Linked DNA regions of Homo sapiens: regions 1 and 2 are each linked to region 3. Evidence: read pairs that join two places in POLR2A ChIA-PET (ENCODE). Cell type or tissue: MCF 10A. All regions are shown on one strand. Links, peaks and the distances in the headings refer to the core of each region. The heading gives the core; the rest is flanking DNA. Region 1 has its middle 11 kb from the start of ZNF485. Region 2 overlaps ZNF487 (zinc finger protein 487). Region 3 overlaps HNRNPF (heterogeneous nuclear ribonucleoprotein F).

Region 1 (7,229 bases), core at 670-5,669, 200 kb after region 3:
AAGAAATACTTTTAGTTAATCTATAATCTATAGAAACAATACTTATCATTGGGTCGCTGTCAATAAATATGTGGGTAAATCCCTGTTCATGGCTCTCAGCTCTGAAGGCTGTCAGCCCCCTGATTTCCCACTCCACACTCTATATTTCTGTATGTTTGTCTTTAATTCCTCTAGTGCCGCTGGGTTATGGTCTCCACGACTGAGTTGGTCTTGGCATGAGCAGATGTTCCAGTAGGCAGAGGCTGAGTCTCTAATACTGAGTTCAATGTTACCACTGCATACCTGGCATGTTGAACCCCTTCTAGCACAAAACTACTCCCATCTGTGAAGTACTTGACATCTGGGTCTCTGAGGGGTCTGTCTGTAAGATCTTTCCAACTGGAGAGTACCTGCATCTACCATTTTGACACAGTCATGGAGGGGAGCTCCTGGTTCAACTGAGAGCAGAGTAGCTGGGTTTAGGGTGTTCACTCTTTCTAAAATAATGTAAGCATTTTTACACAGAAGCCTGTGGTACTGAGTCATCTTCTGGTTTGATAACCAATGATGCCCTCTTTGATCCATCAAAGTTATAACTGAATGTGGCACCCAGACGGTTAGCTGCTGTCCTAAAATGAATTTGCTAGCTTCTTGTGTTAACAAGATGGTGGTGGCTAATGCCTTAAGGCAAGGAGGCAATCCCAGCACCATGGAGTCCAGTTGTTTGGATAAATATGCCACTGGGTGATGCCATGACCCTATCACTTGAATCAGAACCCCTACAGCAATTCCTTTTCGTTCATGAACATATAGAAAGAAAGGCTTAGTTATGTCTGGTAGTCCTAAGGCTGGAGCCTGAGTTAAAGCTTCCTTGATCTGTTTGACTGCTATTTCCTGATTAGTTTCCAAAAGGAGGGGCTCCTTTTCTCCCCCCTTTGTGGCTTCATATAACAGCTTAGCCATCAGTGGGAAATTTGGAATCCAGATGTGGCAGAATCCTGCTGTCCCTAAAAATTCTCTTATTTGATGTCGGGTGGTTGGGGTTGGAAGCACACAAATGGCTTGCTTTCACTCATAGCCAAGCCGGCATTCCCTGTGGCTCACTATGAAACCTAGATATTTAACCTCTTCATGGCAAATTTGGGCTTTCTTTTTAGATACTTTGTAACCTGCTTTCTACAGGAGATAGAGGAGATCCTCGTTTCCCTGATAACAGTCCTCTCGGTTTGGGGCTGCCACAAGAAGGTCATCCAAGTACTGTAACAAGGGGCAGTTATCATTTGGTGGGGTATAGGCCTTGAGGTCTGAGGCCAATGCTTCCCTAAAGATTGTGGGAGAGTTTTTAAACCCTTGTGGGAGCCTAGTCCAGGTGAACTGTGTAGCTTCTTTGTCCTATTGAAATGCAAAGATAGGCTGACTAATTGGTGCCAAGTGGATACAAAAGAAAGCGCCCTTTAATTCTAAGACTGTAAACCAGGTAGCACTTGCTGGAATAAGTCCTATTAAAGTATACAGGTTGGGTACCACTGGATGGATGGTTACTGTGGCCCGGTTCACAACACACAAGTCCTGCACTGGTCTATACTCATCAGACCTTGGTCCTGGCAGCAGCTTTTGTACTGGTAAAAGTGGAATATTTTAGGGCGACTGGCATTGGACTAAAATGCCATGTTTATAGAGCCACTCTAAGTGTTTACAGATGCCCCATACAGCCTTTTGGGGAACTGGGTACTGACGAACCCGAACAGGAGTTGCTCCTGGTTTTAATTCTATTACTACTGGTGCCTGATTTACAGCTAACCCAGATGGATTGTCTTCAGCCCAACTCCAGGAATTTCTCTAACTAACTGAAATAATTTCTCTTCATCCTATGTACAAGGCTGCGTTGGTGCCTGTAGTTTCTTTCCATAAAGTCTCCACTCCTCAGCCTGTGGGATGATAGAGATTAACACCATGGCCTTCGGGTGACTTAGATTTAAAGTCATATCTTCCTGTGGGCCAAAAGTAACCTGTGCGTGCAGTTTTTGAGGTAGGTCTCTCCCTAACAAGGGAACTGGACGGTTTAGGAGCTATAGGAATTCATGCTGAACTTTTCATCCTCCTATAACACTCCTCCTTGACTGGCAGAATGGCCTCTTCTCTGAGACTCCAGTAGCCCCTGCAATAGTTTTATAGTTCTTGGATAATGGCACTAAGGGTTGAGTTACTACAGAGTGTTCAGCCCCAGTATCTACCATAAAGTCCATCAATTGTCCTCCAACTTCTAATGTGACCATAAGCTCCTGGAGGCCCAATGAGAATGATCCTGGTCTGTCCTAGTCCTCATATCCTTCAGCCCCTGCCAGCCCGATTAGATCAGTATCTGGTTCCTCTAGGGTGCAGCAGCCCCTGGCCAATGGCCTCTTTGTCTCACAGCCTTGGCCATTTCCCTCATTGCCTTTTGGACATTCATCCTTCTAGTGTTCCTTCTTTTTACACTGTGCACATTGATCCTTCTCTAGCCTTGGTCAGCTCTTGAATCCCTGTCTAACTAGACCTCTTCCACATCCACGTCCATGTCCATGTCCTCTCACATTACTAATCTCTCTTTCTATAAGGGCTGCTGCCAACAAATTGGCCTTTTTCTTAAGCCTCTGATCTGCTTCCTTCTTTGCCTCCTGGTCACAGTTAACATACACCTTAGTGGCCACTTCTATAAGCTGGGTGGCATTCATGCCTGAGAAGCCTCCCAGTTTCTGAAGCTTTCACTTTATGTCACCCTGGGCCTGTCCTATAAATGATGTATTTACCATATGCTGATGTTCAACAGCCTCAGGGACAAATGGGGTGAAAAGCTGGTATACCCCACAGAGTCTTTCATAAAACTGGCTAGGGCTCTCATCACTTCCCTGAAGCACCTCTGAGATCTTTCCTATATTGATTGCCTCTTTTCCACCATCCCTTAGCCCTTGCAGAAGTGCCTCTTAGTACCTCTGCAAATGCTGAAGCTGGGTCACATCTTCCAGGTCCCAGCTGGGATCTTGGTCTGGGAACTGGCCCGGAGTGTATGCCTGAGCATTCACTGTGTCTGCTGGTGCATGGGCTTCAAGCTGGTGGAGAGCTGCCTGGGTTACTCTCCTGTGTTCCTCAGTGTTAAACAGTGTGAGAAGAAGCTGCCTGCAGTTTGGCCAGGTTAGATTGTGTGTCAGAAGGATGGACTGCATCAGATCTATAAGAGCTTGGGGATTCTCCATATAGGAGGGAGTATGGTGTTTCCAGTTTAAGAGATCAGTGGTTGAAAAGGGCTGATAGATGCAAGTCCGTTGCCCCCCCTGGACTTGGCCTTGGTCATCACAATAAATGGGTCCTCACGTCTCCCTGAGAGGCACTTGCATAGCTTAAGCATGGTCAGATCTGAGACGGCCTGCTTGACTATCTTGACTTCCTTCCCTGGCCTCTCGAGGCTCCGATCCTTCCCTTTGGGGTGAAACCTGGGGTGTGCTAGCTCCTGAATTTCGTTCTTGGGGGGCTGTTGGCCTCAGCAAAGGGTGGAACACATGGAGGAAGAATCTCTGCTCCTTCTGGCAGCTCCTGCAAGACTGGCTTCTTTTGCTTCCTCTGGGACTTTCCCTTTAACTCTGTGTCTGCCAGCGAAGCTGCTCTTACTTTCATTTTTGGCTCAGCTCAGGCCACAAGTGTTTTCTGATAAGCTGCTAAACAGGGCTGGATCCAGGCCAGTCTTGTTTGTACTATATTTAACCATGAGTCAATATAAGAAATTGATCTGGATGCCCAGGCTGTCCTCCGACCCCTGTCACCACCTTAAATACATGGCCAATTATTTCCCTGTCTATAGTTCCTTTGGTCAGCCATCCAATACCAAAAGGAGGCCATTCTAATTCACAGAGAGTTCTCAACCTTTGGGGGGTCAGCTTAACTCCATAATCCCCTGCAAAATATTTCTTAAAGGTCTGTAACTTGCACTCCAATGGAGTGGGTTTTGATGACTTTCCTTCCATTCCTCCCTTTGTGGCGCAGTACACTCACTGTTCCTTTTGCCTCAGGCTGACCAGACTGTCTCCTATTGAGGGAGTTTTCAGATGCCGCTTAGCTTTGGAGGGGTTCTTATTCCCACCACAACTCTGAGCTGTGGGGCAGCTCCTATTAGTTGCATGCAGCTTGCCACTAGTCCAGGTCAGCCCCACACTTTGCTTGGAGCACACAGTGCACGCTAAGAGATTTATGACTCCCCACATCACTCCCCGCATTGGTTCCTTTTGAAACTGTTTCTTTCACACACTTTCACACACCTCCCCACTCCCAGTTCCTGTGTTCCTATTTAGGGTAGTGAGCCACTCTCACCACCTCCAATTTCCTTTTCCTAACCAACTTAGTGAGCCACTCTCGCATCCTGTGTTGGTTGGGGTGTGAGTTTAATCTAAATTGGTGAGCCACTCTCACTGCTCCCTACCTCTCTGGGTCGGATTATGAGTTACACCCCAGGAGGTGATCAGGCTCCCCTTCTGTCCTTATGGAACAGGTCCTGCCTTGGGCCCCAATACCTTACCGTGGTTCCTGAAGCATGCTGCTCCTGGTAATCCTCCTGTAGCCCCTCTCAGGTTCTGTTGCACTGCTGGGTAGGGGCACTGGGTCACAGGAGAGCCTATCTCCCCTCTGGGCTGAAGTTCTCCCAGCCACGCCTGGGGTCACAGTTTTCCCTTGACCCGGGGCTCCAGCCCCACAGGCAAAGGAGATAGTAAGCCTGTCATCTCCACTCCTGGCTGGCTTGCCAAAATGTTGTGGTAAACTGAGGACCAGAGAGATCGAAATGGGGAATATAAGAGGATGTTTATTTAAGGCACGCACCGGCTCAGTGGATTCACATCCAAAAACTAAGCATTGAACAAAACAGAGTTTAGCTTATATAGGCTTGCATTCAAAAGCAAAACAAAGGCAGTGAGTTTTACAGTGACTAGTCATGTAATCCATAGCATAACTGCTGACCTTGGCAATAACCTGTGGCCTTGCATAGCTAGTGGCTAGCAGCTGCATCAAAAGAAAAACAGGAACTTTGCAAATCCTACTAAATACAAGCATTGGCAAACATAGTCATAACTAATAGTACAATACAGGAGAGACAGTAAAGGAATTTTTCTTCTTTTAACCTTGCTTGGGGGTGTCTGGAGTTCATTTCTGCAGGCTAGGTCACCACGACCTGTCTATACCCTTGCCTGCAGCAGAGAAAAACTTGTGTTTCTCACTTCACCTTTAATTACTGCATTTATTCGCTTTTCTTGGAGTGAATAAATGCAGTACTTATTGTTATTATTATTTTTAAATTTCTGTCTCATGCCTATTGGGCTCCATAGTAGAATTGTGAGTGGATTGTATGCCACAATTACAGTATTAGAGCATTCCGGGTTTTTCTATGTATTTAATTTTACTAGTGTGTTTTGTACTTCCATTTTTTTCACATTAGCGATTTTTTTTTCAGACTGAAGAAGTCACTTGAACATTTCTTGTAAGATGGGTCTGGTGGCAGTGAATTCTTTCAGGGCTTTTTTTCTTTTGAGACAGGATCTCCTTTTCTCACCCAGGTTGGAGTGCAGTGGTGCAATGTTGGCTCACTGCAGCCTCAGCCTCCTGAGCTCAAGAGACCCTCCCACCTCAGTCTCTCTAGTAGCTGAGACTACAGGCATGCACCACCACACCAGGCTAATTTTGATTATTTTTTGTATTTTATTTTATTTTATTTTTTTTGTAGAGATGAGGTCTCACCATGTTGCCCGGGCTGGTCTCCAACTCCTGGACTCAAGTGATCCTCCTACCTTGGCCTCCCAAAGTGGTGGGATTATAGGTGTGAGCCCACTGTTCCAGGCCTGGTACGTTAGAATCATATCGGGAGCAATGACAAATAAGAAATGATGTTTAGAGCCCGGGCAACATAGTGAGACCCCTGTCTTTACAAAAAACTAAAAAATTAGCTGGGTATGGTGGCTGATGCTTGTTGTCCCAGCTACTTGGGGGGCTGATGTAGAAGGATGGTTTGAGCTTGGGAGGTGGAGGCTGCAGTGAGCAGTGACTGCCACTCCAGCGTGGATGACAGAGAGAGACCCTGTCAAAAAAAAAAAAAAAAGAAAAGAAAAAGAAAGAAATGTTTAACTTTCTTTGATTCGTATTTGCATGAATGTACGCTTTTTTTTTTTTTTGAGAGTCTCACTCTGTCACCCAGGCTGGAGTGCAGGGGCACAGTCACGGCTCACTGCAGCCTGGACTATTGGGCTCAAGCGATCCTCCCACATCAGCCTCCCAAGTAGCTGGGACCACAGGTTCATGCCATCACACCCAGCTAATTTTTTTGTATTTGTTGTAGAGATGGGGTTTCACCATGTTGCTCAGGCTGGTTTCAAACTCATGGGCTCAAGAGGTCCTCAGCTTTGAAATCCCAAAGTGCTAGGATTGCAGATGTGAGCCAGCATGCCTATATTAATTTTGTTTTGGGTGGGGGGGTGGTGAGAAAATCACTTTATTCTAATTAACGCTCAAACAATAAAATTACAACAGCTCGTTTAAGGAAACCACAGAAATATTTGTCCAGCCCAAAATTCTATACCATCTCGGTGAAATTCTACACATTGAGAACACCCTCTTCCATTGTAATTCTGAAGCAGGAAAGATATGAATGACAGAGGAGAATTTTAACTGATGGTTTTATACTTTATACCTTTACTGTCAATTATATTTTATGCTAAATTAACTTGGTCATGAGAGCCATTTTCATTTCTTCAGTTTGGACTTCTTGATTAGGCTATTCCATTTGCAAATCTGCACTGTTTCAGCACCTCATTGAGACCTCACAGAGCTTTATGTCATCCTGGTTCTGGCCACGCTCCAAAAACTGTTTCATCTCAGAAGCAAGGCTGCTGCTGCTGTGCTGGCCGGGTTCCCTGAGGTTCTTGGTAAGTGAGGCCAGGCCTTGGAGGCTCAGCATTATTTCTTCCACTAAAGCCCCCAGTGTGTGCCCCACAGTAGAGCCTGTAGCAATGCCAGCTGCAGTGGTTGCCATTTGGGCCATCAGAGCTAGCTACCAAGGTGCAGCAGCACAAAAGCCAGTTGCAGAGGGTGGGGCTGCTGCTGGGGGCTGAGCTGTGGTGCTGGGTTGGGTGCAGTTCTCATCTCAGGTGCCCGGCTGGCTGGAGGGGCCATGCAAGTGATGATGTGGCTTCCATGCAGCATTATGACTGCACAGAGGCTCAGCCTGTGAAAGCCTG
Region 2 (7,229 bases), core at 1,062-6,061, 52 kb after region 3:
TTATTGATCATTCTTGGGTGTTTCTCCGAGGGGGGATTTGGCAGGGTCATAGGACAATAGAGGAGAGAAGTTCAGCAGATAAACATGTGAACAAAGGTCTCTGGTTTTCCTAGGCAGAGGACCCTGCGGCCTTCCGCAGTGTTTGTGTCCCTGGGTACTTGAGATTAGGGAGTGGTGATGACTCTTAATGAGCATGCTGCCTTCAAGCATCTGTTTAACAAAGCACATCTTGCACCGCCCTTAATCCATTTAACCCTGAGTTGACACAGCACATGTTTCAGAGAGCATGGGGTTGGGAGTAAGGTTATAGATTAACAGCATCCCAAGGCAGAAGAATTTTTCTTAGTACAGAACAAAATGGAGTCTCCTATGTCTACTTCTTTCTACACAGACACAGTAACAATCTGATCTCTCTTTCTTTGCCCCACGTTTCCCCCTTTTCTATTCGACAAAACCGCCGTCGTCATCATGGCCCGTTCTCAATGAGCTGTTGGGTACACCTCCCAGACGGGGTGGTGGCCGGGCAGAGGGGCTCCTCACTTCCCAGACGTGGCGGCCAGGCAGAGGCGCCACCCACCTCCCAGACGGGGTGGCTGCTGGGCGGGGGCGCCCCCCACCTCCCAGACGGGGTGGCCGGGCGGAGACTCTCCTCACTTCCCAGACGGTGCGGCTGCCAGGCGGAGAGGCTCCTCACTTCTCAGACGGGGCGGCCGGGCAGAGGCACTCCTCAGTTCCCAGACAGGGTCGCCGCCGGGCAGAGGCGCTCCTCACCTCCCAGATGGGGTGGTGGCCGGGCAGAGGCGCTCCTCACCTCCCAGACGGGGTGGCGGCCGGGTAGAGATGCTCCTCACCTCCCAGACGGGGCGGCCGGGCAGAGGCGCTCCTCACATCCCAGACAGGGCGGCCGGGCAGGGGCGCTCCCCACATCCTAGACGATGGGCGCCCGGGCAGAGACGCTCCTCTCTTCCTAGACGGGATGACGGCCGGGAAGAGGCGCTCCTCACTTCCCAGACTGGGCTGCCGGGCAGAGGGGCTCCTCACATCCCAGATGATGGGCGGCCAGGCAGAGACGCTCCTCACTTCCTAGACCGGGTGGCGGCTGGGAAGAGGCTGCAATCTCAGCACTTTGGGAGGCCAAGGCAGGCGGCTGGGAGGTGGTGGTTGTAGTGAGCGGAGATCACGCCACTGCACTCCAGCCTGGGCAACATTGAGCACTGAGTGAGCGAGACTCTGTCTGCAATCCCGGCACCTCAGGAGGCCGAGGCAGGCAGATGACTCGAGGTCAGGAGCTGGAGACCAGCCTGGCCAACACGGCGAAACCCCGTCTCCACCAAAAAAAAAACCAGTCAGGCGTGGCAGCGTGCCCCTACAATCCCAGGCACTCGGCAGGCTGAGGCAGGAGAATCAGGCAGGGAGGTTGCAGTGAGCCGAAATCGAGGCAGTACAGTCCAGCAGAGGGAGACGGTGGAAAGCGGGAGACGGAGATGAGGGAGAGGGGGAGACCGTGGAAAGCGGGAGACGGAGACGACGGAGAGGGGAGAGGGAGAACAACATTTTTTTTTTGAGACAGAGTCTCGCTCTGTTGCCCAGGCTGGAGTGCAGTGGCACGATCTTAGCTCACTGTAACCTCCACCTCACGGATTCAAGTGATTCTCCTGCCTTAGCCTCCTGAGAGCTGGGATTACAGGCATGTGCCACCATGCCCAGCTAATTTCTGTATTTTTAGTAAAGACGGGGTTTCACTATGTTGGCCAGGCTGGTCTTGAACTCCTGACCTCAAGTGATCTGCCTGCCTCGGGCTCCCAAAGTGCTGGGATTACAGGCGTGAGCCACCACGCACAGCCTGAATTATGACATTTCTAATCTGCCTGGTGTAGGAACAGGCACTATTCCATGCCCTGTGTGAGCACTGGGCACTATTCCCTCTGATCTTTTTAGATGGTTCTTTTGACAGATGTGGGTAATGCCCTTATACTCATGTACTGATCAATACACTGCTGAGCTCTCAAGTGGGACGCTGCAGGTCTCTGGGGTTTTCTCTCCATGCAGCTCTTTCTTCTCTGGTGCTGTGTTCTGTGAATTCTAGCTGCCTGTGTCTCCCCAGACTATCAAATCTATCTTTTCAACTCAAGGAATCTGCCAGGCTCTGCCTTAGTTATTTTTCCTTGTAGCACATTCTACAAACTACTCAAGTCAGTTAGCTGGGGCACTTGTAGGACTCATCTCATTTGTTTCCTATCTCTTAGGGATTACTCTCTGTTTTCTGATGTTCAGGGTCTTGGAAACCATTTTTTTTTTTTTTTTTTTTTTGAGACGGAGTCTCACTCTGTCGCCCAGGCTGGAGTGCAGTGGTGCGATCTCGGCTTACTGCAAGTTCCACCTCCCGGGTTCACGCTATTCTCCTGCCTCAGCCTCCGGAGTAGCTGGGACTATAGGTGCCTGCCATCATGCCCGGCTAATTTTTTGTATTTTTTGTAGAGACGGGGTTTCACCGTGTTGGCCAGGATGGTCTCGATCTCCTGACCTCGTGATCCACCTGCCTCAGCCTCCCAAAGTGCTGGGATTACAGGCGTGAGCCACCATGCCTGGCCAATTGGAAACCATTTTTGTCCTTACGTTTTGTCAAAAAATGTTTTTTTTTTCCAATATAACCTGGTCCCTGTTACTCAATTCGTCTTGCGCTGAAGTGGAGAATTGAAGATGGGGCATCAAGCATTCATTTCATCTCTTATTGAATTCTAATAATAAAAGTACAGTTGACCCTTAAACAAAATGGGTTTGACCTGTGTGGGTCTATGTATATGTGGATTTTTTTCTTTTTTAAGGAGATGGGGTCGGCTGGGTGCGGTGGCTCCTGCCTGTAATCCCAGCACATTGGGAGGCCGAGGCAAGTGGATCACTTGAGGCCAGGAGTTTGAGACTGACCTGGCCAAGATGGCGAAACCCTGTCTCTACCAAAAATATAAAAAATTAGCTGGGCGCGGTGGCGCACACCTGTAGTCCCAGCTATCGGGGAGGCTGAGACAGGAGAATCGCTTGAACCTTGGAGATGGAGGTTGCAGTGAGCCAAGATCTTGCCACTGTACTCCAGCCTAGGTGACAGAGGAAGACTCCGTTTCAAAAAAATAAATATATAAAAATAAAAAAAATGAGCTGGGCATTGTGGCAGATGCCCATAGTCCCAGCTACTGGAGAGGATGAAGCAGGAGGATCACTTGAGCAGGAGATAGAGGCTGTGGTGAGCTCTGATTGCATCACTGCACTCCAGGCTGGGTGACAGAGTAAGAACCTGTCTCCGAAAAAAAAAAAAAAAAAAAAAGGCTGGGTGCAGTGGCTCAGGCCTGTAATCCCAGCACTTTGGGAGGGTGAGCCAGGCAGATTGCCTGAGCTCAGGAGTTTGAGACCAGCCTGGGGGACATGGTGAAACCCTGTCTCTACTGAAATACAAAAAATTAGCAGGGCATGGCGGCGTGGGCCTGTAATCCCAGCTACTTTGGAGGCTGAGGCAGGAGAATCGCTTGAACCTGGGAGGCGAAGGTTGCAGTGAGCCAAGATTGTGCCACTGCACTCCAGCCTCAGCGACAGAGCGAGACTCTGTCTCCAAAAAAAAAAATCAACTGTATATCTAATGGTACTGAAAAGAGAGAAACCACAAGACACTGGTATATATTGACATACACAAGTCACAGAGAATAGAAATGGACTGGATGTTGAAGCACAGTGATGCATATATTATTATTCAAGTCAACTCACTATTTAAAGCTAATTTCATAGGAAAATTCTACTTAATTCAGTCTAACATTATGTAAGTAACCAAGGAAGAGTTAACAGCTGTGTTACAGAAGTGAACTATAAGCTTGTGAATTCAGTATTTAAAAAAAAATTCCTTTTCAGTATTTTGTAATGCTTCAACATGCATTTTGAGCTTATTTCTGTTTATATTGTTGTAATGTTCCTCAGCAGTTAACATGTATTGAAGCATTTTTTTTTTTTTTTTAATGAGACTGAGTCTCACTCTGTCGCCCAGTCTGGAGTGCAGTGGCACTATTTCAGCTCACTGTAACCTCCGCCTCCTGTGTTCAAGTGATTTTCCTGCCTCAGCCTCCCAAGTAGCTCGAATTACAGGCACCCACCACCACTCCTGGCTAATTTTTGTATTATTAGTAGAGACGGGGTTTCCCCATGTTGGCCAGGCTGGTCTCGAACTCCTGACCTCAGGTGATCCACCTGCCTTGGCCCCCAAAGTGCTGTGATTACAGGTGTGAGCCACCATGCCAGGCCTGAATGTTTACTTTTACTTTTAATGTAAGTTTTAATTTAAATACTGATACTTGATTCAGTTATTGGAAAACTTTTTTGTTTTGAGACGGAGTTTTGCTCTTTTTGCCCGGGCTGGAGTGCAATGGCACGTTCTTGGCTCACTGCAACCTCCGCCTCTCGGGTTCAAGTGATTCTCCTGCATCAGCCTCCCGAGTACCTGGGATTATTGGCATGTGCCACCACACCCGGCTAGGCTAATTTTGTATTTTTAGTAGATACAGGGTTTCTCCATGTTGGTCAGTTTGGTCTCGAACTCCCAACCTCAGGTGATCCATCCGACTTGGCCTCCCAAAATGCTGGGATTACAGGTGTGAGCCACCAAGCCCGGCCTCTTTTTTGCTTTGTTTTTTTTTGAGACGGAGTCTCACTCTGTTGCCCAGGCTGGAGTGCAATGGTGAGATATCGGCTCACCACAACCTCTGCATCCTGGGTTCAAGTGATTCTGCTGCCTCAGCCTCCTGAGTATCTGGGATTACAGGAATGTGCTACCACACCTGGCTAATTTTTTGTATTTTGAGTAGAGACGGGGTTTCACCATGTTGGCCAGGAGTTCGACTCCTGACCTCAGGTGATCTGCCCGCCTCGGCCTCCCAAAGTGCTGGGATTATAGGCGTGAGCCACCATGCCCAGCCGGAAAGCTTTTAAGTGCCCAGAATAATTTGGGTGTGTGAATGCCTTTTTATCCATAGTAAATTTAATAAAATCTAATTATAGATCAAGTATTTCTGATGTAAATTTAGCATCTAAATTTAAGTGGCTGTGAAGTATAAAATAACAGTAGATACCAATGACTTAGAAGAAAAAAAAGCCTTGACATCTCTATTTCCTCGTCTCTAAAGGTGATAACACTTGCACTATGGTGATCCTACTAGTAATACATTTGGAGCCACGTTGTAAACTTCAGAGTTTGCACCATTATTATTATTTTTTTATTATTATTATTTTTTGAGATGGAGTTTCGCTCTTGTTGCCCAGGCTGGAGTGCAATGGCGCGATCTTGGCTCACTGCAACCTCCATCTCCCAGGTTCAAGGATTCTCCTGCCCCAGCCTCCCTAATAGCTGGGATTACAGGCATGTGCCACCACGCCCAGCTAATTTTGTATTTTTAGTAGAGACGGGGTTTTTCCATGTTGGTCAGACTGCTTGTGAACTCCCGACCTCAGGTGATACGCTTGCCTCGGCCTTCCAAAGTGCTGGGATTACAGGCGTGAACCACCATGGATGGCCTATTATTATTATTATTAGAGATGGAGTTTTGCTCTTGTTGCCCAGTCTGGAGTGCAATGGTGCGATCTCAGCTCACTGCAAACTCCACCTCCTGGATCCAAGTGATTCTCCTGCCTCAGCCTCCTGAGTAGCTGGGATTACAGGTGTGCGCCACCAGGCCTGGCTAATTTTGTATTTTTAGTAGAGACGGGGTTTCACCATGTTGGTCAGGCTGGTCTCGAAGTCCTGATCTCAGGTGATCCACCCGCCTTGGCCTCCCAAAGTGCTGGGATTATAGACTTGAGCCACTGTGCCTGGCCAAAGTTTGCACCATTATTATTATTATTATTTTTCTTTTGAGATGGAGTTTTGCTCTTGTTGCCCAGGCTGGAGTGCAATGGCGTGATCTCGGCTCACTGCAGCCTCCACCTCCCGGGTTCAAGCAGTTCTCCTGCCTCAGCCTCCTGAGTAGCTGGGATTACAGGCATGGGCCACCACGCCTGGCTAATTTTGTATTTTTAGTAGAGACGGGGTTTCTCCATGTTGGTCAGGCTAGTCTCGAACTCCCGACTTCAGGTGATCCTCCTACCTCAGCCTCGCAAAGTGCTGGGATTACAGGCGTGAGCCACCGCACCTGGCCAGTTTGCACCATTATTATGGGAGCACTTGCAAAGCCTGCCAGTTGATGGTAGGGTGGAAAAGAAGAGGACAACTAGAAGAGAGTTCCTACACCGCAAAGTAAACTTTGCTGGCTCTGCGAGGAGCAGGAAACCTGCATGATGAGAACAAGGACTGGGTGGCACTGCAGGAAATGCTCAATTCGAGTTTCACTTCCTGTGTTATCACTTTTTCTTTGCTGCAATTTCATCTTTGTTGGTCAATTCTCTTTTAATTTTCCATTTTTTTACATTCTATGTAAATGTAGTTTTTATGAACTAGAGAGTCTGACTCCATATTTTATCTTTGACTACTGTCAGCTCTCAAGCCCCACCTCTTCCCTCCCCTTCTGTCCCACACCTGGATGGCTGATTCAAAAGCCCAGGTGCTTCCTCTTTTGGCTCTAAAGGCAAGTTCAAGCCATGCAGGCCCCAGCATGTGCATTGGAGCCTTCATTTCCCCCCCACTCCTTAACCTTAATAACACCCAAAGCCAGTCTCTCTTCCCTGCTCTCAAGCCATTTTTTTTTCTTCTTTTTCTGGAGACAGGGTCTTGTGTCACCCAGGCTGGCGTGCAGGGCCCTGATCACAGCTGCCAGTAGCTGGAACCACGGGGGTGTGCCACCACGCCTGGCTAATTTTTTAATTTTTTTTTTGTAGAGATGAGGAGTGCCACTGTGTTGCCCAGGCTGGTCTCAAAACTCCTGAGCTCAAGTGATCCTCTCTTGGCTTGGCCTCCCAAAATGCTGGGGTTACAGGCATGAGCCATTGCACCCAGCCTTAAGCTATTTTTGAACCCATTTGGGATTCATCCCTGTTCTCCCCAGAAAGCCTCATGTGAGTCATAAGCCTTTACATATTCTCTCTGTGCATGTGGGGCTGTCACCAGTTTTGAAAAACCAGGTTTTGGGTGGGGAATCTATCTCGTATCTTTGGGTAATATCACAGATAAATACAGCAGACATTAACATTTTATTCAGTAACCACTGACAGTAGGGGAAAGAGCTGAGCTCCATTCTGATTTGTGCAGTGATGATCGGGCTTTT
Region 3 (7,229 bases), core at 1,217-6,216:
AACAGGAGCAAAACTCCATCTCAAAAAAAAAAAAAAGTTTTCCAAGCACAGTGGCTAGGCCTTACTGCAATCCCATCTACGGCTCACGTGTACTTTTAAAACTCATTACTGTCCTGCATCCAAGTCCTCAGTGGTTTCCCACTGACCTCAGAACAAGGACCACAGGCCCAATGGGGTCCCTCAGGCCTTGCAACTTTTGCCTGCAACACTCTTCTACCTAAGCTCACATCACTTCCTTTTTTCTCCTGGAATGTGGCAAGCTCTCTGCCCCTTCAGGGATGTGACGCACATAGTTGACACTCATGGTTAATTCTCTCCCCAAATATACTCTGTTCAACCTTCTGTCTACCTAAATCCCACTAATCCTTAAGGTCTAAGCTCAAATACACCACCTTTCTCAAAGGTCTTCTCATTATCCAAATTAAGTCTCATGCTCTACACTAACCACAGCACTCTTGTGTTGTTAAAGGGGTCTTAAACCCACAATAGGAGCCTACTGGGGAGAAACTTGTGCCTGTTTTGTTGGCCACCATGACCCCATCCTCAGCACAGACTTGACCCAGCTGGTCCAAGATTAGCCAGGATTAACTGTTGCCCATGTGTAGGGGGGTCAACACCTTCCTCAAGAAGGCAGTGGCCTGGCTAGGCTGAAAAAGACATACAAGCAGCATAAAAAATAAAAACATTTCATAGAAGAATTACTTAAAATGCCTAATCTTTTACATGTCATAAGTGTTTTGCATCAGGAAATGTTTCAGAAGCAAAATTACTTCCTCTCTGAAGGCAAGGCGAAGAGACCATTCCTTTCCAAAACACATGTGTACACTTAAAACACTTACTGCTTATTTTTACTCCAGAATTGGTTTTCTGTTCCATTTCTCAGAAGTCCTAAGGCTTTTCATTAACTAAAACTCAAGCTGAAAAGAGCCCTGTGGTGTCCTGCTCAAGGTTAATGTTAGGGACAAAACTTTTTTCACTCCAGGCTGCTAAACAAATTTGAGTATAACAAATATAAATACTGCAGCTGAAAAGGGGCTCTTCTTAAAATAGCTTACCTTAAAAACAACCACGGATGCCTTCAGTGGGAGACACTTCTGGATGGTAATGAAATGTCCTAAAAAAAAAACAGAGCGATATTGGCTGTGTGGTCTCAGATCCTAGGCACTGGCTCTGGGATCAGAACTCCAGGTAAGGACAGAAACAGCTGGGAAGCCCTTTATATAGCCCGTGGGTTTAAATTAAATCTCACACCCCATCCACCTAACAGCATTTTGGAAGTATTATCTTTTCACAGGGCAATACAGAGCACAACAAAAGGGAAACGCCTTATTGATCTTGATGAGATTTACTCTTGATGAGATTCTCCTGCCTCAGTACCTGGTATTACAGGCGTGCACCACCCCACCCAGCGAATTTTTGTATTTTTAGTAGAAATGGGATTTCAATATGTTGGCCAGGCTGGTCCCAAACTCCTGACCTCAGGTGATCCGCCCGCCTCTGCCCAATTCTAAGTTTGTACACTGAGGACCCTAAGTGCTGGGAGGAAATTTAAATATCGGGGGCAGGGCACTTGGGAGGGAGATGGGTGGGGGAGAAGTGACAACCACAGGGGACTTGACCTTAAGACCCCTCTTTCACTGGGATAGCATGGGCAAGGAGCAAGGGTGCTTGCTAGAAATTGTTCAGTCTGATTTATAGGAACCCCTCTGTAAGCAGTGTGGAGACACATCCAAAAGACACTTTCAGTTTTATTGGGTAACTTCTTTGAAATATGCTTCACTAGAACATACATCATAATCACTAGATCACCAACATCCCAGTAAAAACGCTGCCCCAAAGGACTAGGACACGGGCTGAGGGCTATGGAATTCTGAGAACTAAGCTGCTTGAGTTTTGGAAATGTGGAATTAGTAAAACCAGCTAATTATGCTGAACCTGTTGTCTTAACATGAAGATAATCAAATCTGCCTTGTCTTGCAAACTTCCAGTGATTATTACTTAAGACACTATTGGGGGGGTGTACAAATGGAAAGCATTACATTTATTAGGAAACCTATTCAGGGGTGAAACAGTTTCAAGTACTCTGGAATCAGGTTTTCAAAAGGCTTCAACAATCCGACTTGTTCAAGGATCTAAAGGGTGGAACCCAGTCATCTTAATGATCTGATCCACTTATGCCCTTGTTTATCCCTGCGTGATCCACAGACCAACACCCTGAGGCGTCTCTGGGGACATGCACAAGCTGGCAACCAGACCCACGTACACCCATTTACCCCAATGGACCAGCCGCTGTAAGCCTGTAGACCACGGCCACTGCGCACCGCCAACGCACGCAGAGGAAGAGTCTGGTCTCCCCGTCCGCAGCGCCAAGAAAGCGCTGGGGGCGGGGAGGGCTGCTCAGCTCCCCCAGGTGACTGGACCCGGAGGTTTTCAGATCGAGCTTGCACGGGGGCCACCTAGATAATTAAAACACCAACCCTAAAACAGATCTGGGTGGGGGCTAAGAATCTGCATTTCCAAAAAGCGCTCCCGAACGAGCTCTTCGCAGTGATACAGGTTGGACGGGATTAACGCTTGCCTTCAGGCAGAGCCAATCAAGATAAATAGGGCGCGCCGGAGTCCTACCAGTTCGGCTATCTGCAGAGTAAACAGGGCCGTTCAAGCACCACCCACCTCGTTTTCTTTTGTTCAGGACAGGACTCGAGGAAGGATCCTGGCCTCCCCTCCTAGACACACTCCCGTGCCCCCGGGAAACCGGGCAGCACTCTCGCCAGGAGGCTGGGAGCGCGTCTGGCCGCGCCGCCCCCATTACTCACTTAGTTCCACTCTCAAACCAAAGTCCACCCGGCCGGGCCCGCGGACTTTCATGCTCTAGACTTACCACGGAGGCGAGCAGGACTGGTTTCTGTTGCTACCAGGCAAGCGCGGCTGGCAGCCAAGAGCCCCGAAATTCCACCGAAGCTCAACCACGCAGAGGGCTCCGGGGAAACTCCAGGTGCATGTTTTTGTTCTCAACCTGCAACAGAAATCCAAGTGGTGGTGGGGTCCCTTCCGCAAGGTGGGAGGCCCGGGCGCGCGGTAAACGTGTTTTGGCGGGAAGCAGCGCCGAGGCCCCGAGACAAGGTGACGGCGACGTTCCCGCGGCCTGCTCACGGCACTCCAGCAGCCTCGGACCGCCCGGCCCGGCAGGAAGGTCGGCCCCAGGGCCTGCGCGGGCTCGGGCGGGAGCTTCCGGGCGGGGGGCGGAGCGAGCGGCGCAGCGGGGAGAGTGGGGGCAGGGACGGGAGGGTTCCCGGAGGGAAGGGCGCCTCGCGGGAGGGGGAGGGGAGGGGAGGGGAGGGGAGGGGGCCCCTGGCGGGCTTCCGGGGCCCTGAGGGCGAGAGCGAGGGCGACGGCAAGGTGGGGTGGGGGCTGCTCCCCGGCCCGCCAAGCTAGCGCTGCCTAGGCGGGAGCTCGGGGACCCGCGGGCCGAGCGCGGCTGAAGGGAGGGAAGGGAAGAGGCGCTCGTAGGTCTGCGTCCGTCTCCGAGCGACCGGGGCGGCGGAAAGGGACCTGGGGGGGGCGGCCGGGACTGGAGTGGCGGGGCCGGGGCGCCCGCGCGGCGGCTCACCACGCCAGGGACTGGCCCGTCGGCCCCGAGGAGGCGCGGGGTCCGGAGTCCGGGAAGCGGAGGCCTCGTGATCCAAGACCGGCAGCCGGACGTGGGTCACGGGGTGCAGAGGAGGAAGTGCCATTGCCGGGCCCGCCAAGATGTCACCAATGGGAAACGCGTGCCTGCAGGTGCGGCCCCGTGGCCCGCGCGCTGGGCCCAGGCAGGAAGTGGGGGAAGGAGAGAGTCAGGGCGGCGGGAAGACATTTCTCCGAGTTCTCCCGAAGGGAGCCAGGCGCGAGCGCGACCTGGGGAAAGTCCAGAGTGCCAGCCACGGGGAAGGGCGGGCAGTGCAGAGTGGAAGAGAAGCCAGCAAGTTAGACACAGCCCCTCTCTGGGAGGCCGCCTCTAAAATGGAACTAGCGGACGTACCTTGGTTTGTACATTTGACCATGGACACACGTAAAGATTTTGAAAAAAAATCTTTGAAAAAAAATTTTTTTAACGCAATTCCTAAACTTTTAACTAACGCAATTTTGTGGACCTCTGAATCTTAATTCAAATGAACTGGAGAACAACTATAAAGCAATTTCGATAATATGATCAGTGACATTTTATATTGCAGAATTGTAAATTTTGTTGTCATTATACTGTAATTTTATTTCTTTAAAAGACCCTTTTTAGAGCCACAAATATTTGCAGATGATACCTGATTTCTTGAATGTTTCAGATTACGTGGAAAGTGGAAATATACATGAAACAAGATGTGCTATGAACTAGTAATTTTTATTAAAGCTCCTGATGTATACATAGAGTTTCATTACACTTGTTTCTACTTTTGTGTATGTTTGACTGTTTTGTTTGTTTGGTTGGTTTTTTTTGAGACACAGTTTTCACTCTGTCACCCAGGCTGGAGTGCAGTGGCATGATCTTGGCTCACTGCAACCTCTGCCTCCTGGGTTAAGGCGATTCTCCTGCCTCAGCCTCCCGAGTAGCTGGGACTATAGGCCCATGCCACTATACCCAGCTAGTTTTTGTTTTTAGTAGAGATGTGGTTTCACCGTGTTGGCTAGGCTGGTCTCGATATCTTGACCTCGTGATCCCCCTGCCTCGGCCTCCCAAAGTACTGGGATTATAGGTGCGAGCCCCATGCCCGGCCTGTTTGGAGTTTGTTGTTGTTGTTTTTTTTTTTTTTTGAGAGACAGTCTTGCTCTGTTGCCCGGGCTGGAGTGCAATGGCACGATCTCGGCTCACTGCAACCTCCCCTCCCAGGTTCAAGCGATTCTCCTGGCCTCAACCTCCTGAGTAGCTGGGATTATAGGCGTGCGCTACCACACCCTGGCTAATTTTTGTATTTTTAGTAGAGACAGGGTTTCACCATGTTGGTCAGGCTGGTCTCAACTCCTGACCTTGTGATCCACCCACTTCAGCCTCTCAAAGTGCTGGGATTACAGGTGTGAGCCACCGCGCCCGGCCTGTTTTACGTTTTTAACAGAATTATTATTATTTTGAGACAGGGTCTGGCTCAGCTGCCCAGGCTGGAATGCAGTGGCACGATCATGGCAATGCAGCCTCAACCTCCCAGGCTCAAGCAAGCCTCCAACCTCAGCCTCCTGAGTAGCTGGGACCACTGGCATGCAACCACACCCGGCTAATACAACTGTTTGTAAAACTGAGAGAAAGCAAGTCTTTAGAATGCACTTACTAAATAACACGAATTACAGGGAACAGTAACATACTGCATATAGTGATGTAGACTGTGGGAAACTACAAGGACAAATGAGCCAGTCCTACCTCAGAATAGTTCCAGCCAGATAAAAGAACCCACAGAATTATGGTTATGTTATAAAATAAAGCAATTAAGTTTTAGAAATCCATCTTGAAATATTTGTGATGGCTTGGATTTGTTTGAAGTTGTCCACAAAGTAGTAGGTGGGGAGATGGAGAATAACTGTCCATGATTAGTAACTGTTGAATCTGTGTGACAGGCACATTAGCCTCAACCTCCTGGGCTCAAATGATCCTCCCACCTTTAGCCTCCCCAACGTAGCTGGGACCACAGGTGCATGCCACCAAGCCGGGCTAATTTTTTTTTTAATTTTTTAGTAGAGGCAAGGTCTCTCTATGATGCCCAGACTGGTCTGTAACTCCTGGGCTCAACTGATCCACCTTGGCCTCCCAAAGTGCTAGGATTATAGGTATAAGCCACTGTGCCTGGCCCAAGGCAAGTTTTAATTATTGATCAGTCACCATAGGGTTCCTGCCTGTGAGGGAACAATGTGTGCAGAAGACTTGAGCCAGGGGTTGTATTGTGCAACTGCAGCTAGGTCTGAGATCAATGGTAGGAGATGACATAGCCTTAAAGGCCTGGTTTGGTGTTCAAAGGCCAGTGGGAAGGCATTTAATGGAATGTGGTGTGAAAGGAGTTTTGCTTTTTAACACAACAGTCTAGATGCTATCTGGAAAATGAATGGTGGGAAGAGATACATGGAGACAAGATGGGAAGGAATGAAACAAGTCTAGGAAGACTGGTGGGAGAAGAATGTGAAAGAATGTGTAATGTAGAGAAAAATGACTGAGTCTGGAGACTGACTGACTCACCAAGAAATACTACGCACCTAAAAGATACAGGAACTGTAGTGGTAAAGAGACACAGTTCCTGCCTTGGTGGGTCCAGTAACAGTGGAGTAGGAAATCAAGAAATGTACAAATATATGATGACAAATTTTAGAATGAACGAAAAACAGAAAATAGGCATTAGCTCAGATTGGGGTTCTGAGGAAGTGACATTTAAACAGACAGGAGCATGGGTGAGTGGGAACACTGAGTGATGAATTTCATGTAGAAAGAAGGGAAATTCTTTTTTCCTTGATAAATAGCTGAGGTTTAAAGTAGAAGCTGGCCAGGAGCAGTGGCTCAAGCCTGTAACTCCAGCACTTTGGGAGGCCGAGGTGGGAGGATCACTTGAGCCCAAGAGAGTTCGAGACCAGCCTGCGCAGTATAGTGAGACTCCCATCTCTATATAGGAAAAAGATAAAAACTGAGGGAAAAAAAAGAAGTTAAAAGCCCATTATTCTTTTTTCCTTCTGTACATTATCTCCCCTCTGGACACTTGTTCAAATTATTTATATTTTTTACCAAAGCCCTTTACTGGGATACATTTTGGTGCTGGATGCTTTGTATTCATATTCTTATTTCGTGGTGAATCCTTTAGATTGAAGAAATTTTAGGACACAGCTTCTGCTGCTCGTGTCTGTTCACCACATGAGAAGCACAAGATGCATCTTGGGGGCAAAAATTCCCCATCATGGTATATAGTATGTGAGCAGATCATAGACCATATTTGTTATGGATGTTTTCCTTTTCTGTTGGAAATATTGAAAATTGGGTTTAATGGCCTCAAAAGTATCTTCCAACCCAGCAATTTTATAAAATTCCTATTCAGTCACTCTTAAGTACTTCCTGCTGTCATGAACTCAAGAATTATGATACAAGACACTAATTCCATTTAAAAAAATGCACCAACGCACACATTTGTACTTAACTTTTCAGGGGCACATGTATCTGAAGTGTGAGAATTCTAACCCAATTCACACAACGTGCCAAATTCAATACACAGAGCTATCCTAAAAGCTATTAA

The links. Peaks named below come from ENCODE experiments on the same cell type or tissue, not always from the same donor. Only the 100,000 strongest peaks of a DNase experiment are listed, where the experiment ranks them.
Region 1: POLR2A ChIA-PET joins it to region 3 with 5 read pairs; 2 of 35 experiments call an interaction of 5 or more read pairs at or near these places.
Region 2: POLR2A ChIA-PET joins it to region 3 with 6 read pairs; 33 of 35 experiments call an interaction of 5 or more read pairs at or near these places.

What each region holds. Positions count from the first base shown.
Region 1 is chr10:43,591,770-43,598,998 of GRCh38, forward strand. It overlaps the pseudogene LOC107984165. Among named protein-coding and RNA genes, the nearest start is that of ZNF485, 11 kb to the right of the region's middle. RefSeq lists an enhancer at 3,787-3,866. In MCF 10A, for the core only: no CTCF peak of the experiment used is centred there; no DNase peak of the experiment used is centred there.
Region 2 is chr10:43,445,698-43,452,926 of GRCh38, forward strand. The region is part of intron 1 of ZNF487 (zinc finger protein 487); the gene reads left to right. Among named protein-coding and RNA genes, the nearest start is that of ZNF487, 12 kb to the left of the region's middle. In MCF 10A, for the core only: no CTCF peak of the experiment used is centred there; no DNase peak of the experiment used is centred there.
Region 3 is chr10:43,393,575-43,400,803 of GRCh38, forward strand. HNRNPF (heterogeneous nuclear ribonucleoprotein F) reads right to left here. Exons shown (of 4, transcript NM_001098204.2): 2 at 2,882-3,016; 3 at 1,056-1,114. Among named protein-coding and RNA genes, the nearest start is that of HNRNPF, 12 kb to the right of the region's middle. RefSeq lists enhancers at 1,763-2,650, 2,823-3,092, 4,427-5,312, 5,851-5,990 and a silencer at 3,213-3,672. In MCF 10A, for the core only: no CTCF peak of the experiment used is centred there; DNase peaks (open chromatin) are centred at 2,757, 3,277 and 3,797.